Regions from separate parts of the Homo sapiens genome. Here region 1 is linked to region 2. Evidence: chromatin loops called from intact Hi-C (ENCODE). Cell type or tissue: right lobe of liver. All regions are shown on one strand. Links, peaks and the distances in the headings refer to the core of each region. The heading gives the core; the rest is flanking DNA.

Evidence for each region. Peaks named below come from ENCODE experiments on the same cell type or tissue, not always from the same donor. Only the 100,000 strongest peaks of a DNase experiment are listed, where the experiment ranks them.
Region 1: it touches region 2 in a loop (3-fold over the local background); 104 of 110 quality-filtered maps call a loop at or near these places.

The regions. Positions count from the first base shown.
Region 1 is chr11:76,308,731-76,317,059 of GRCh38, forward strand. All of the region lies in intron 4 of LOC105369395 (a long non-coding RNA gene), which reads left to right. Among named protein-coding and RNA genes, the nearest start is that of THAP12, 68 kb to the right of the region's middle. RefSeq lists an enhancer at 5,316-5,865 and a silencer at 6,017-6,195. In right lobe of liver, for the core only: no CTCF peak of the experiment used is centred there; no DNase peak of the experiment used is centred there.
Region 2 is chr11:76,214,448-76,222,776 of GRCh38, forward strand. It overlaps LINC02761 (long intergenic non-protein coding RNA 2761), which reads right to left and starts at 1,643. Exons shown (of 3, transcript XR_007062785.1): 1 at 1,540-1,643; 2 at 778-845. In right lobe of liver, for the core only: no CTCF peak of the experiment used is centred there; no DNase peak of the experiment used is centred there.

The DNA.
Region 1 (8,329 bases), core at 251-8,250, 95 kb after region 2:
CCATTTAATGGCTTTAGCACCCAGGCCAGTCTCCGGGGAGGTTAATGGGCAACACAGTGAGACCCCCATCTCTACAAAAACTTTTTAAAAATTAGGCACGAGGCTGGGTGCAGTGGCTCATGCCTGTAATCCCAGCACTTTGGGAGGCTGAGGCGGGCGGATCACAAGGTCAGGAGATGGAGACCATCCTGGCTAACACGGTGAAACTCTGTCTCTACTAAAAATACAAAAAATTAGCCGGGCATGGTGGCATGTGCCTATAGTCCCAGCTACTCAGGAAGCTGAGGCAGGAGAATCGCTTGAACTCAGGAGGCGGAGCTTGCAGTGAGCCAAGATCGTGCCACTGCACTCCAGTCTGGGCAAGACTCCGTCTAAAAAAAAAAAAAAAATTAGGCAAAATGCTGCATGCCTGTAGTCCCAGCTACTCAGGAGGCTGAGGCAAGAGGATCACTTGAGCCCAGGAGTTTGAGGCTGCAGTGAGCCATGATCATGTCACTGCATTCCAGCCTGGGTGACAGAGCGAGACCCTTTCTTTTAAAAATGAACAAATAAAAAATAAATATAAATATAAAATTAATCCCCATTTAATGGATGGGGAAAGTGAGGGTTGGTTGGTCCAACCAAAATTTCTCCCTAATAAGCACAAAAGTGAAACCAAAGGCTTCTCCCCACTGTTATTTACTCCCCAGTTCAGAGATCATAGGATACGCGTCCTATCATTTGTGGAAATAGCTGGGAAACAGCAAAGGAATCCTGGGCTGGGAGTTGGTAAATCTGAGTGAGTCCTTTCACCTCTCTGGCTTCAATCTCCCCATCAGAGCCATGGGAGTGATAATCTCTTTCCCACTGGGCCGCTGTGCAAATTGGATGGGCTCAGGGACTTACAACACCCCTATGCGGGGCTTGGCACCCACTAGGTGCCCACAAGACAAAATAGCATCTGAATTCAGCCCCAGAAACACTAAACCAGGAGAATACTCAAGTGGCTCCTGACACACCCCAACCTCTGGAAGAAAAGGCTTCTTGGTCAGAAACCATTGCCTTCTGCATGTCGCCTGTCACCTATAAGGAGACTCCCCACATGTTGCCAGACAGGGTAGAACGCAAGTTGCCCAGTGCACTGTGAAGTGAGCATCCCAGCTTCACTACCCGAGGTGAAACCTTCCTTGTTCTGTAGCCAATGGTGCAATTATTTGTAACCCAGTGGCTGGGAGGTGGAGGGTGGCTCTGCTCCTCCTTCCCCTCTCCTCCCTCAACACCCAGGGCTCAGCAAAATCCAGGCGGAGCAGGTCAGGCAAGATTCACCCAGGGCGCTGTGGCAGAAGCAGCTGTAACCCGCTCCATCTCCAAAACACCCCCAAGTGCAGACCAGAGATGGCCTGGCTGAAACAGGGCTGAGAGGCATCCTCTACACCCTCCCTGAGGGCTGCCAGCGCCCTGGAAAAGTGGTGGCAGCTCACATCTCAAGTCAGGGACTCTCCCCCGACCTCACTCCCATTCTCCACCTTGAATTCTCTCCCTCCTGGGATCCTCCCATCAACACTTATCAGCTGGATATCACCGTGCAAGTCACTAGAGCTTTTCAAGCCTCCATGTCCTCATCTTTAAAATGGGCTAAGAAACTATCCCTCCTGCCAGGCGCGGTGGCTTACACCTGTAATCCCGGCACCTTGGGAGGCCAACACGGGTGGATCACCTGAGGTCAGGAGTCCGAGACCAGCCTGGCCAACATGTCAAAGCCCCATCTCTATTAAAAGTACAAAAATTAGCCGGGCGTGGTGGCGGATGCCTGTGATCCCAGCTATTCGGGAGGTTGAGGCACGAGAATTGCTTGAACCTGGGAGGTGGAGGTTGCAGTGAGCCAAGATCACGCCACTGCACACTCTAGCCTGGGCAATAGAGTGAGACTCTATCTCAAAAAACAAAAAAAAAAATTGTCTCTCCTCACAGAGTTGTGAGAACGACCTGCAGTGTAAGTAAAGCACCTGAGGAAGTGCTTGGCAAACAGTAACAGAGGGCTGGGGAGCTGGGGGTTTTGTTTTGTTTTGTTGTTTAGCCTGTCTAACCCACAGTCCTGGGAATGGCAGGCCCAGCTCTGCTCACTTGTCTTCCCCCTCAATCATACCACTTACATCACCTGCCGGCTCTTGGCCAGTACCCAGGCTGTGCCTCTGAAGGGCACGGGGGCCAGGGATGCTACCAGGGGCCGAATCATGAGGACAGCTCTGATTCGGGGGGGCCTGAGAGCCCCCACACTCTATACACAATGGTATGGCCCCCAGAGGCAGCATTTGCAGTGCCCCTCCATGTACCAGGTGAGGCCAAGTACCAGACCTGGCAGAGGAACCAGCCCTCGCTGCTCCTCCAATGCACCCCCACGGTGCTGGATTATTGAATTCTCTGGAGTACCCCTCAGCCTCTCCAGTGCTCAGCTGCCTCCACGGCTCCCCACGGGGAAAGCAGGTGCCAAAGGAGGAGAAGTTTGGAAGCAGAGAGATAATTATAAGGCTGATGGGTGAGCCGTATGATGACAGGAAAGCCTGTGACTCCTGTGAGCCTCAGTTTCCCCACATGCCACGCATGGGTGATGACACATGCCTCCCATGTGCGATGCTAGGCCTTCCAGGTCCCTCTTCAGAAATGAAGTGCTGGGAGTGCAGGAAGACAGCCCCCAGCTGTCAGCACTTCGGCAAAATCAGCTCTGCTGAAGAAAGCTGCCTTGGCCAAGATCACTCCCTCTTCTAGGGGCAGCTTCCACCAATGACTGACCAGCTTGCAGGGAGGGGAGACCCAGCCCCTCACCTCAAACTGGGGCAACTCTGAGTCTTGTCTCAGGTCCAGAGCTCCCGCAGGGGCCAGCTGAGGCCTTCATACGACTATCACAGCCTCCTGCTTCCTCCCCTCCCTTTAGTAGGGATGATTCCAGGGACACCCCTCATCAGCCAGCCAGGAGCTGCCTCTCAGGGAAGCCAATCTGTGATCAATGCCATGTGAGAAGTGGCAAATACTTGTCCCAGTTTGTCTCTATTTCCTGGGCATTTCTCTGCCAACATGAGCCTCCCTCATTGGGATCCAGGCTCCCTGAGGGCCAGGACCCTGCTTATTTTTGTTCATCACTGTATTTTCATGCCAGGTAGATGGTAGGCACTTAACAAATGTGGACAGAAAGAAAACAGGCAGGAAATGGAGATCTTAGGATGATTTTTTTTTTCTTTTCGAGTCGGGGTCTTGCTCTGTCGCCCAGGCTGGAGTGCAGTGGTGCGATCTCAGCTCACTGCAACCTCTGCCTCCCAGGTTAAAGTGATTCTCCTGCCTCAGCCTCCCAAATAGCTGAGATCGCAGGCGCCCACCACCACCGAGTAGCTGAGATCACAGGTGCCCACCACCACACCCGGCTAATTTTTGTATTTTTAGTAGAGATGGGGTTTCGCCATGTTTGCCAGGCTGGTCTTGAACTCCTGACCTCATGATCCACCTGCCTCGGCCTCCCAAAGTGCTGGGATTACAGGCGTGAGCAACTGCGCCCGGCCAAGGATGGTCTTAAGGGAGGAAGGAAGGCAGTCAGAAGGGACACAGGAGAACCCACTAGACTCAGGTTCAGGTGAGAATAACCCCAGGATAGTGCTGTTCAAACTGAGAGCTGATGGGAGGGAAGACACTGGCCAGCGGTGGCCGCCGTGAGGAGCGGACGGAGGGGCAAAAGGACATATTCTTCCAGGCACAGGCAAAGGCTCTGAAGCAGGAGTTTGAGGAGCTGAAAGAAGGCTGGGTGTAAAGCCCAGGGGGGTCACGAGATGAGGCCGGAGAGGTGGGCACAGCTGGACACTGCCCCATGGAACATGGCCTGAGCCTCGAGGCAATGGGAGCCTGAGAGTTTTAAGCAGAGAGAGACAGGGTTTGGTCTGCGTTTGGAAAGATCTTGTTGCCACTGTGGAGGAGGGGTGAGAGGAGACTGTCACGGTCCAGTGTGACTGTGCTTCCATGACTGTGACGATGGTGGAGACGGGAGAATTGGCAACAGCAGCTTATTTGGAGGCAGTATCCTCAGATTTTTACTGCTTGCTTGTTTGGGTGTCAAGGGTGAGTGAGAGGAGAGAGGAATCTAGGAAGATGTGTAGATTTTAAGCCCTGGATGGATCATGGGGTCATTTACTGACCTGGGGAAACCTGAGAGAGAAGCAAGTAGCGGGTAGGGTGGGGGACAGATCAAGTGTTCTAGTTGGAGAAACCTATGGGACACCCAAAGGGCAAAGTCAGGGCGTCTGTGAGATATAAGGTCTGGACCTGGGAAGAAGTGCCCAGGTTGAGGACTGAGATGTGAGGGCAGCTTGGAGGTGGATTGTGAGTCTTTGAAGGGAGGACCCCGTGGGAGTCTGCTCAGCAGTCCCACATAGCCTAGGCCTGGGACAGAGACCATGCTGGGTAAATGTTTGCTGGCTGGATAGGTGTGTGGATGGACGAATGAATGGATGGTGGGGGATGGATGGAAGAATGGGGGGATGGATGGGGGGTTGGAGGGATGTGGGGATGGATAGACGGATGGATGGATAGATGACTGATGGTGGATGGATGAACTAACAAATAGATGTGTCCTCCCCTGTACATCCATGGGTTCCCTAAGGGTAGAGACTGGGCCCTCTCTTGATGCCCACAGCGCAACCCAGGCCTGAAAAATAACCAGTGCACAGAATGCTCCTCTTGCTACCACTTTCACTGTGAGGGTGATGGAGCAAGAGTGAAGAGGAAGTGGGGAGGAACAAGGGACAGCCAGGCCCCTCACTCTACAGACAGAGAGCTGAGGCCAGAGAGAAGCGGAGCCAGGGCCCGGCTCCCAGCTGGTGCCTTTTCCATAGTGCCCAGCAGCACCTCCACCTCTCCAGGCACCTTCAGGAGTACCAGGCAACAGCTATCCCCCTGAAACAGATAAAGAAACTGAGGCCCAGAGGAAATCACCCACTTGCCCAAATTCATACCTCGAGATAGCACTAGGGATTAAAATAAACCAGTTTGGAGTTTAAGACTTGAGTCCAGATTCCCAGCTGGGGCACCAGTCACTGGGCACTCGGGGCTGTTCCAGCCCCTCCCTCCATGGGTCTCACTTTCCTCAGTAACAGAGTAATGATGGGGAGTCCAGCCCTCTGGGGTGTGGGGTGGCTGGGCTGGGTGTGGCACAGGCTTGGAAACCTGCAGAGCATTGTAGAGGCTTTTTGATCCTGTGGGTGGATTGCAGGGCTCGGCCCCCAACTCTGGCCCCCAGCAAGTCCTGGCTGATGTCAGCAGGTCTGCTGGCCAAGCTAGCTTGCTTGGGGCAGAGAGATGAGAGCTAAGATGGAGCGTTTCTGAGATGAGGCAATGCGACGGACGCAGTGTGAAGGGAATGCAATTTGACGGGCCCTTCCTCCACCCTCGGTAGGCGGGGCTCAGGCTGAGGGGACAAGCACAGGGAGGCAGCTTCAAGCTGAGCATCTGCCAGTGGCGCTTAGCCCCTCCCTCGTTACCTGTTTCTCAGGGGCAGCTGAAGGGTCCCATGGCCACAGAGCACAGACCGGGCATGTGAAACCAGAGTGGAATGGGGCTTTGCCAGCTGGTGGCAGAACTGAAGCCCAAGGCTTGCAGGCTAGGGATATTTGCACTGCTTGTTTTATTTATTCATTCATTCATTCATTCATTCATTCATTCATTCAACAACCTTTCCTTCTGGCCCTGTCATGGGAGCTGCAGACTCGGAGAGGAATCAAACAACCCCCTGCCTTCAGGAACTCCTGGTCTGGTGGGGGAACAACCACATAACTAGTTGATGACAACATGGAACTTGTGTCACAACAATTCACAAGGGCTGGGGAGCCCAGAGCAGGGCCCAATCCAGGCTCCAGTGCAAGGAAGCTTCCTGAAGGAGGCTGAGTCGTAGGAGAAGAGGGGCTCCAGGGCTACATCCCAGCAGGGCAGGGAGTACAGAGAGATGACAGGAACTCGCAGAGGGGACACCCTCCGCTAACTAATTCAGGCCCCACCCTAATCCCCAGTTGTCTTCCCGCTTCTCAGATTTGCTTCGCCTACATCTCAAAGGTGGTGGGAACAAGCATGCTCTGCCCACAGGTACCCGAGCGGAGCCTCCCCTCACATCAGCAGCTCTCTCCACACAGTGTGGTTTCCAACAGGGCCAGTGCTGAATGCCAAGAAGGGCAGGTCATCTCAGCAGCTCCCAGTCCTAAGAACTAGTTCATTTGCTCACAACAAGTATTGACTGAGTCACTACTATGTGTTAGTTATTCTTACCAGTTAGAGTCACTTTAAGAAAAAAAAAAATGAATGAATATTGCTTCCCTATGCATGAATAAGGACAGCTTAGGAAAAGGTGAGAAACTGGATTCTGAAAGACATTCAAGTGCTGATTCCACTTTTAGTGGCTTGGCAATTCAGGATCTCAGCTGGTTGATGGGGATGGTAACACCTCACGGAGCGGCTATGAGGACTCTGGTGGAGGAGGGCTTTACACCACGCAGGGGCTCAGTAAAAGTGTATCTCCTCTCATGAGCAGCACCCTCCCCACACCTCCCTGGGCAGGGAGTGGGAGTTTCAGGGATGAGGCAGGACCAGAGGCAGCAGGAGAGGCTCTGGGGCATGCTAATACTTGCCTGACTTCCCCACTCAAGCTGGGATGATGCTTTACCCTTCGTGTTCCCTGGCGTGAGTTGGCGGTACCATCCCAGGGGCCAATCTGACTTTTCCCACCAGGAAACCAGCAGGGACTCTCACTGAAGCCCACAGCTAAGGACCAGTGCCAGAGGCCCTGCTGTTCAGAACTGGGTGGTGCTTGGAAGAGTCACCCTGCCCTGAGACTGAAGACCCAGGGGAAAGGTTTACCCTCCAGAAGTGGCTGGACCCCTTGGCTGAGTCAAGGAGAAGCCCCGACCACAACCCCAAGGGACCCGTAAGAGGTAGCCTCCCAGCAAGAGGCTGACCTCACCAAGTGGTGTGATGCTGGCAGGGGTGGTAATAGGAAGGTGGGCATCAGATTGCACTGGGCATCACCACCAAGCAGACACTCTCCAGCAACTCCCCACACTGTCCTGCCCCAAACACACCCCCAAGAAGGATGGCTGCAGCTAGGCCACAGGGTAGACTAAAGGAAGTTCTTTAGCATGCTCACCCGGAAGGCAACCTGAGTGCTCCCTCCTGGGAATAAAGATGAAGCTGCAGGCTGGGCATGGTGGCTCACGCCTATAATCCCAGCACTTTGGGAGGCCGAGGCGGGTGGATCACTTGAGGTCAGGAGTTTAAGACCAGCCTGGTGAACGTGGTGAAACCCAGTCTCTACTAAAAATACAAAAATTAGTTGAGTATGATGGTGGGTGCCTGTAATCCCAGCCACCCAGAAGGCTGAGGCAGGAGAATCACTTGAACCCAGGAGGCAAAAGTTGCAGTGAGCCAAGATAGCGCCACTGCACTCCAGTCTGGTGATAGAGCAAGACTCTGTCTCAAAAGAAAAAAAAGATGGGCCAGGCGCAGTGGCTCAAGCCTGTAATCCCAGCACTTTGGGAGGCTGAGGCGGGTGGATCACGAGGTTAGGAGTTGAAGACCAGCCTGGCCAACATGGCGAAACCCCATCTCTACTAAAAATACAAAAATTAGCCAGGCGTGGTGGCAGGTGCCTGTAATCACAGTTGCTTGGGAGGCTGAGGCGGAGAACTGCTTGAACCTGGGAGGCGGAGATTGCAGTGAGCCGAGATCGCACCACTGCACTCCAGTCTGGGCGACAGAGCGAGACTCTGTTTCAAAAAAAAAAAAAAAAGAAGAAGAAGCTGCAGCTGCCCAGCCAAAGAGGCTGCACCAAATGACCACCAAAGGGCTCCCTAAAGGATCTGAACACTTGCCTTGGAAGAACAGGAGGGAGTGTGCTTTGTGCCGTAACCAAGTCAGACTTTTCAGGAGTTCTTGGTTCTGGGCCTGTGTTCGTTGTGGGATGTGGGCAGGCCCAACCCTTTCTGAGCCTGAGACACCAAGGGCCCTTCTACCTTTGACTTCTATGTAGCATCAAAACTGGGCACCCAAATACAGAGGCCCCTTGGGGGACTTCAGGCTAAAATTTCCCTTATTGATGCCTAGAGAGGAACAGGGATAAGATCAAGGTCATGCAGCAAGTTGAGGACACTCCCATCATTGGTACAGTGACCTAGAATCCTGAGTCCACTCTGCTGGCCTCTGCGTTTGCCCTTCCATGCTCCTGGGTTTTTCTGCAACAAATATTTGCAGTTTGTTACCATGGTTTTTTGTTTTGTTTTGTTTTTTTCTGAGGCAGAGTTACTCTGTCACCCAAGGTGGAGTGTAG
Region 2 (8,329 bases), core at 31-8,030:
GCCTGGAACCAGCACTCCCTGGGCCATGCTCTTCTCACCACCAAACCAGCCTGTGCCATAGGACGAGCCATGAATGTGAATGAAGGAAGACCACAGGTACTCTCCCTCTCCCGACCCCAGGCCACCTGGCAGATGCTGGCTTCCCAGAACCATTTTTGTTTTGTTTTGTTTTGTTTTGAGACAGAGTTTCGCTCTTGTTGCCCAGGCTGGAGTGCAATGGTGCAGTCTCAGCTCACTGCAACCTCCACCTTTTGGGTTCAAGCGATTCTCATGCTTCAGCCTTCCAAGTAGCTGGGACTACAGGTGCCCACCACCACACCCGGCTAATTTTTGTATTTTTAGTAGAGACAGGGGTTTCACCATGTTGGCCAGGCTGGTCTCAAACTCCTGACCTCAGGTGATCCACCCACCTTGACCTCTCAAAGTGCTGGGATTACAGGCATGAGGCACTGCACCGGCCAGAACCATTTTTTGAGATCCCTCATCCTGGTCCTGGACACATCTCGAGGGAGGGCAGGGCAGGGCAGAGGCCGTCATCACCATTTCCCATTTCTCATTGGTTACAATGAGACTAAAGCGTACTGCTTCCACCACCAGGGTGCTTTTAGAAAGGCCTTTCTGAGAAGACACATGAACAGGGGGTCTGAGCAGAGGAACCCAGCCCAGCTGTTTCTGGCATGCCCTGTGAGGCCAGATCTTCCAGGCAAGGGTGGGGTAAGGGGACAAAATAGCAGCAGGCCTGTCATCAGAGCACCTGGGCCTGGCTGTCAGACTCACCTCCTCCACTTACCCACCGAGGGACTCCGGGGAAGTCACTCAGCCTCTGGGATCCTTAGTTTCATCATCTGCAAAACAGAAAGCCACGAAACCACTCCTTCTCGATGTTATTGAGAAATAATGTTGTAAGAAGTCATATTGGTTGAACAAGCACCTACTGTGTGCTAGGCAGTTTCTGTGCCTATGCCTGAGACAGGCATTGCTCTGCAGATAAGCACACTGGGCCAGGTCTGTCAGGTAATTCATACAAGATCTCTCTGTCAGTGAGTGGGCCTGGCTGCAAACCCCGGGTCTGTGGGTTTCTGGAACCTCTGCCCACTGCCCAGGGTAGGGTATGTCTTCCTCCTCCCCTTCAGTTACCTCAGGGGAGGTATTGTTATTTTACAGGGCTCAGGGAGCAGGCCTGGGGGCACCACGGAGAGATGGGAGGTGTCTTTCCTGGGTGCACATAACAAAATGCCACCCGTCATGTCTACTGAGGGCGTCACATCTGAAAGCCTGCTTTCAACTCTCAGTTGTTTAATCATGGTGGTGGCTGCTCAGGAGACAATGTGTGTGTTTCTCAGGCCTCTTTCAGCTCCAGGAGAGAAGAAACCCAACCCCAACCAGCTTCAACACCAGAGAAACTGGTTCCTGCAGGAGAAACTGGGGTGGCTGGTGGCCCTACTGCACTCAGGAGGGCTCAGGGCTGGTGCTGGTCCCCTGGAGATGCTGTGCTGTCTCAAACTCACTTCTCCTTCTTCCTCCTCTCTTTGAACTCACCCGGGCCTCATTTCTCCCCATTGGGATGCAGCCACCAACAGCCCCAGTTAGAAATTCCAGTCAAATGAGACCTCTGTCTCCTTGGGCCTCTGAATCAGTCCCAGGGAAGGCGGCTGATTGGCCTTGTTTGAGTCACGCACTCTCCCTCTGATGGACATCTGTTATTGCCACGGGAAACTGGCTCTGGGCATGGCTGGGTGCAGTGCCTGTCACCAGAAGAGGAGGCATAGGAAGCAGTGGGCCACAGGGGCATTTGTGTCAGGATGGCAGTTTCTTTTATGGTTGGGCCTCTGCTTCTCTGATATGTGTACAAATCAGCGTCTCTGCACCTGGGAGAAGAGAGGCGGCATTGTCTGAGTTTCACCCCATCACACGCACACACAGGGCCAGAGACCTACCATGCTCAGTGCCCCGACTGTACACATAGAGAAACTGACGCCGAGAGAGGGGTCGCACATCACTCGGTTAGTGGTGCAGGAGACAGATATCAGGTCTCCTGACATCCAGGCATAAGCCATGCAGTTATTTGTCACTGGTTCTGAAGCCTTTCTGAGCAGGCCAGTGAGGCAGCTTTTTAGTAGCACCAATTCCTCCCATCCCAGAACATAAAGACTCTTTGGAATGTGACTCCATGCAAAAGCGAAGGCTCTGTCCCCACCCCTCCATCTGGGCTGACCTCATGGCTTGCTTGACTAGTAGATGTAGCCTGTGTTCTGCTGCCCAGGACTCGGGGCCTTGCAGCTTCTGCCTTCACCCTGTTGGGGCCCAGCCCAGCTGCAAGGTCAGAAGCCCAGGCTGGGGCAGAGAGAGGCCTTGCTGTATCGGCTGGCCCATCAGTCAAATGCAGCCACGCGAGCGAGCCCAACAAGGTCAGCAGAGCTGCTGGGTCAGCCCACAGAAGCACGAGAGTCAATTATGGCTTTAAACTACTAAATCTTGACATGGTTTGTTATGTAGCAATAGAGACAAGAAGCAGCCAGGCTTAAAGAGTGAAAAAGCTAAATATATACACAATTATTTGTCTAATGTCATTTCAGAATCTTAGAATCTTACCGTTGGGCCACCCCCTCTCATAACCCCAAGGTGCTGGCCACCAGAGGCCCTGTAATGTCTCCACTGATCTGGGGCAGCATGTGGCCAGTGATAGCTCTGTCATGTGCTGCTATGTCCCCAGTACTGCACCAGGGCTGGACAAACAGTAATTGCTCCAAAGTTGCCAGGGATTGGAGCTCACTCCCTCCAGGATGGTGTCTTCCATTATGAATGGCTCTGTCTTGGAGAAGATCCTCCTCCGTCTAGAGCAGAGACCTCTGATTCCCCCAGGGGTCCTGGCTGTCTTCCTGGGGTCCCCTCTTATATAGGATAGCCTTAGGCACATCACGATGGTCCCTAGCATTACAAAGCAGCACAACCTCACTTAATAACAAGTATTTTTATGTACATGGTGTCCCCGGACACAGATATAACCCTAAGGGAAGTGCTTCCACCTGGCCCTAAAACAAGCATGGGCTCTGGATCACACAGTTTGGGGTTGCAACTCGAAAGCAACTTCTGTTTGGCCTTGGAAGAGACACTTCATGTCTCTGAGCCTCAGTTTTCTCACCTGAAAAATAGGAGGAGTGAAATTTATTGCCTGGGTTGCTGTGGGGCTTAAAGGAGAGATGATGTATGTAAAATGCTCAGCACGTAATCGGTCCTTGATAAAGGTTAGTTCCTTTTCTGCCAGGTACGTAAACAGTTCCAGATGGAGAGCTCATCTGTACTTAGCATTCATGTCTATATAAATAATGTGCAGGTGGGAGAGGAATTGTCAGGTGGCCGGGGAAGGGGGAGGGCGTTCCCAGCAGGGGAACAGTGTAAGCAAAGACAAGAAGAAGTTTGCTTTCAGAGAAGGGTAAGTGGGTGGTTCGGTGCTGCTGGCATGAAGAGCAACAGGAGGGAGAATAACGGGAGAGGAAGCCAGGCCCATGCCACGGAGGGCCTTCAGTGCTGGGCTAGGGAGCTTGGGCTTTGCCAAGAGAGACATGGAGGAGGTCTGAAGAGGGAAGGGGTAAGGTCAGGTTTGGGATTCAAGTCTGGGGCAGGTCTGGGGTTGGATGGGGAGGTGAGGGGAGATGGAGCTCCTGGAAGCCTATGAGGGGAAAGTGGGGTAGCAGCAGGAATGACTTGGGCTAGTGGAGGGGAGGGACAGCCTGGCCACTAATGCAGCAGCTGAGCCACCTGCATGGACACATCTGTTGTGGGAAGCAGGGCCCTTAGTCCTCTGGTCTAGCACCTCTGCTCTGCATCTTCAGTGCCAAGCCCTGTTGGGAAGAGCACTTTTTCTGTCCTTTTCAATCCAGGAACAGACTGTGAGAGGGAGAAGACCTGGGCTAGATCTGTAGCCAGAAGGATGCGGGGTAGACCAGAGGGGAACTGACTTACCTGTCTGTTTGGTGGGGATTCAGAGAAGTCCCTCTCAAGGTCCGTTTGCTCATTTTATTAACCATCCCAGACCTCAAGTTGAGCTTTCCAGTTTTCTAAGCCCTGCCACAGTTATGGGCAGGCTCCTTTGAGACTTGCCACTGGCTTGAGAGGGAGGCTGGGCAGAGGTGATTAGCTCTGTTGTTAAGATGGGGAGACCTAGGCCCAGAGAGGGCAAGTGACTTACCCAAGACCACACAGCAAGTGCATAGCAGAGCTACCCTGGAACCCAGTTCTCCTGCCTCCCACTAACATCCTAGTTCCTTTCCATGGCACTGAGGGACAGGCAGGACGTTCTCACTTACCTGCTCTGGGTGAAGAGTGAGGAGAGCCAGAGAGAGGTTGACAGCCATCAGCAGACAACACTTAACCCAAACTGACAATTTAATTGTGAAAATGTGGACGAGGTATAGTTATGTGCAAGGAAATCCAGACGGTCTGGGCCCCTGGGGAGCCTCGGCCAGCACCCCAGTTGCCAGGGAAACAGGAGAGGGTTGTGGATGATGTCACTAGACTCTGAGCCGAGGCTGAGGTATGGGGGTGGGCTCTCCATCCACCTCTTTGGGGCTGTAGGCTCTCATCCTCACGTTTAACCCCTTCTCTTACAGATGGGAAAACGAGAGCTCCAGGGAGAGGTGGTGACTTGCCCAAGGTCACACAGGGAATCAGTGCCTGAGCTATCCTTGTTCAGGGCGCCATGTTGATTCACCTAGCCAGGCTGCAGGCCCTTGAGGGCAGGCTGGGTCAGAGTCACCTGAGTCCTCAAGCCCAGCACAGGGCCTTGAGAAGGGCAGATGTTCAACTCTGTGTTAAGGGCTGCTCGATCCCTTTAAAAAACAGGGAGTGTGGGAGGTGACACTGTTGACTTCCTAGCAGCCTTAGATGAGCAGGAATCCTGAGCAGTCATGCGGAGCTGTCACTGGTTCAGGGATCATTGAGCTCAGAGAGGGCAGGTCACCAGGCCAGAGTCAACCAGCAGGTTGGGGCAGTGCTGGGCTGACCCTGAGTTCAGGACTCCTAGAGGTCAACTCCCCTCTCATGCCCCACAGATATGACATCTTCTATAATCCTTACCCGGGAGGAGTCATCTCTCTCACTGCCTTTCCCCATAACCCTGGTGCAGGGGTCTGGGCCTTGAGAAGCTCCCACTGTCTGAAGCATTTTCTCAGAATCCTCAGCTTCTGACTTGAAGCTAAACATCGACCCACCCAAAGCATCAATAACAATGACAATGACCACCCTTACCACAACCCCCTACTATGCACTAGGCTCTGGGCTATCACTCTATTGCCCTTATCTCAAATATTTACAACTCTATGGGCTGGGATTTTTGTTTTCACTTTGCAGTCAGGAAAAATGAGGCTCTGGGAGGTCCCTTGCCCACCTGCACACAGCCAGAAAGTGAAAAAGCTGGGTCTTGAACCCTAGGCCACTCTGCATCCAAACACCATGACTGCCTTTTCCCCTGGCTAGCGGATCATTCCCACAATGGCCTGAATGCTTATGGGAGGGGGCAGCTGAGTTTTTGCCTGCCCAACCTCTCTTTCCCTTCTAATGGTAACAACACCCCTCCCTGCCATCTCCCCACTTTATGAGGTTCTGATGGGGCTCTCAGACACAGAGCCCAGTCCCCTGATAGAAGGCCTGGCCTTGTGGAGAATTCCATCTTCCTAGCCACATAATTGGCCCAGGAAGAGTATATGACCCAACTGAACCAAATAGAGCCATTTCCCTGGGATGCATAAATGGGTTCTGGGAGAAAGGAGTCAGCCCACCTTGGAATGCAAATTCCAAAGGCGTGATTCCCAGGGCTTCCTACCCTGTATTCTCTGCCATGTGAGGAAGACAAGGAGAATGAAGAAGAAAGAGAAGAAACAGGTAGTGGGGTGGAGGTGGGGTGCCATTTGAGTCCCTGAGCACACCCTGTCCTTCCCAATTATGGTGCCAGTGAATCCATGTTTCCGTAGGATCATCAGAATAGGGTCTCTATCTACTCTCTTGCAATTAGAGCAATCCTATCTCCACCACAATGTGCTGAGTCCTGAGCTGTTGTTACAGGGGGTACAAAATTAATAAAAGTTCCTGTCCTCCAAGACTTAACAGTCTAGGCAGGGAAGAGCGGGGTGGCAATAGCTGTGGTTCCAGTCCCTGGTCTGTCTCAGACATGCTGTGTGAACCTTCCCCTCTCTGGGCTATAGTTTCCCCATCTTTAACATGGAGGCATGTTGAAGCAGGAGCAGGAGAACACTGGGCTCAGTGTTCTGCAAGATTCTCTCCAGATCCACACAAATACCTTTAAAAAAAACTTGGTATTTGCAAACTATGCATCTGACAAAGGTCTAATATCCAGAATCTATAAGAAACTCAAACTGATCAACAAGCAAAAAACAACCCCATTTAAAAATGAGCAAAAGGCTGGTCATGGTGGCTTATGCCTGTAATCCCAGCACTTTGAGAAGCCAAGGTAGGAGGTATCACTTGAGCTGAGGAGTTTGAGGCCAGCCTGGGCAACAAACTAAGGTGGTGAGACCTCATCTCAATTTTTTAAAATTAATAATTAAAAAAATTTTAATTATTAAAGTAATATTAAGTTAAAATTATTAAATAAAAATTAAAGTTAAAAAATGAGCAAAAGACATGAACAGACACTTCTTAAAAGAATATATACATGTGGCCAAAAAGCAGTGAAAAATGTTCAACATCACTAATCATTAGAGAAATGCAAAACAAAACCACAATAAGATACCATCCCATACCAGTCAGAATCGCTATTATTGAAAATCAAAAACAACAGATGCTGGTGAGATTGTGGAGAAAAGGGTATGTGTATACACTGCTGGTGAGAATGTAAACTAGTTCAGCCACTGTGGAAAGCAGTCTAGAGATGTCTCAAAAAACTTAAATAGAACTACCATTTGACCCAGCAATCCCATTACTGGTTACATACCCAGAGGAATATAAATTATTCTGCCATAAAGACACAGGCACATGTATGTTCATTGCAGCCCTATTCACAATAGCAAAGATATGGAATCAATCTAGATGCCCATCAACAGTGGACTGGATAAAGAAAATGTGGTACATATACATCATGGAATACTATGCAGCTATAAAAAATGAGATCATGGCCTTTCCAGCAACATGGATGGAACTGGAGGCCATAATCTTAAGTGAATTAATGCAAGAACAGGAAACTAAATACTGCACGTTCTCACTTTTAGGTGGCAGCTAGACATTGAGTACGTGTGGACACAAGGAAGAGAACAATAGACACGGGGGCCTGTCTGAAGGTGGATTGGGGGAGGAGGGTAAGGACTGAAAAACTACGTATCGGATATTATGCTGATTACCCGGATGACAAAATTATCTATATGCCAAACTCCCACAACATGCAATTTATCCATGTAACAAACCTGTACATGTACCCCCTTGAACCTATAAGTTGGAAAGGAAAAAAATATGAGATATAGCTTTTATACCACACATTCACCATGTTACAGTGTACTGTTCAGTGGTTTTTAGTATATTCACAAAGTTGCACAACCATCACTACTTTCTAATTTCAGGACATTTTCATCCATCACCCCAAGAATCAATCCAATACCCACTAGTAGTCACTCTTCATTCCACCCACCACTCCAGCCCCTAGAAACTGCTGATTCTTTTTGTCTCTATGGATTTTCCTATTCTGGACAGTTCAAGTTCATTTTCATGTTTATCTATGTTGTAGCATGTATCGTACTCCTTCATTTATTTGTATGGTTGGTTAATATTTTATTGTATGGATATATACATTTTGTTGACTCGTTCATCAGTTGAGGGACATTTGGGTTGTTTCTACTTTTTGGCGATTACAAATAATGCTTCTATGAACATTCACGTGCCAAGTGTTGGTATGAAATACATGCTTTCAGTTCTCTTGTGTATGTACCTAGGGATGGAATTGCTGGATCATATGGTAATTATATAACTTTAAGGGAACTGTCAAACTGTTCTCCATAGTGGCTGTACCTTTTTTTTTTTTTTTTTTTTTGAGATGGAGTTTCACTCTTGTTGCCCAGGCTGAAGTGCAATGGCGCAATCTTGGCTCACTGCAACTTCTGCCTCTTGGGTTAAAGTGATTCTCCTGCCTCAGCCTCCTGAGTAACTGGGATTATAGGCGCCTGCCACAATGCCCGGCTAAATTTTTTTGGGTTTGTTTTTGTTTTTGTTTTGAGACAGAGTCTCACTCTGTCTCCCAGGCTGGAGTGAGTGCAATGGCGCGATCTCGGCTCACTGCAACATCCAGCTCCTGGATTTGAGCGATTCTCCTACCTCAGCCTCCCGA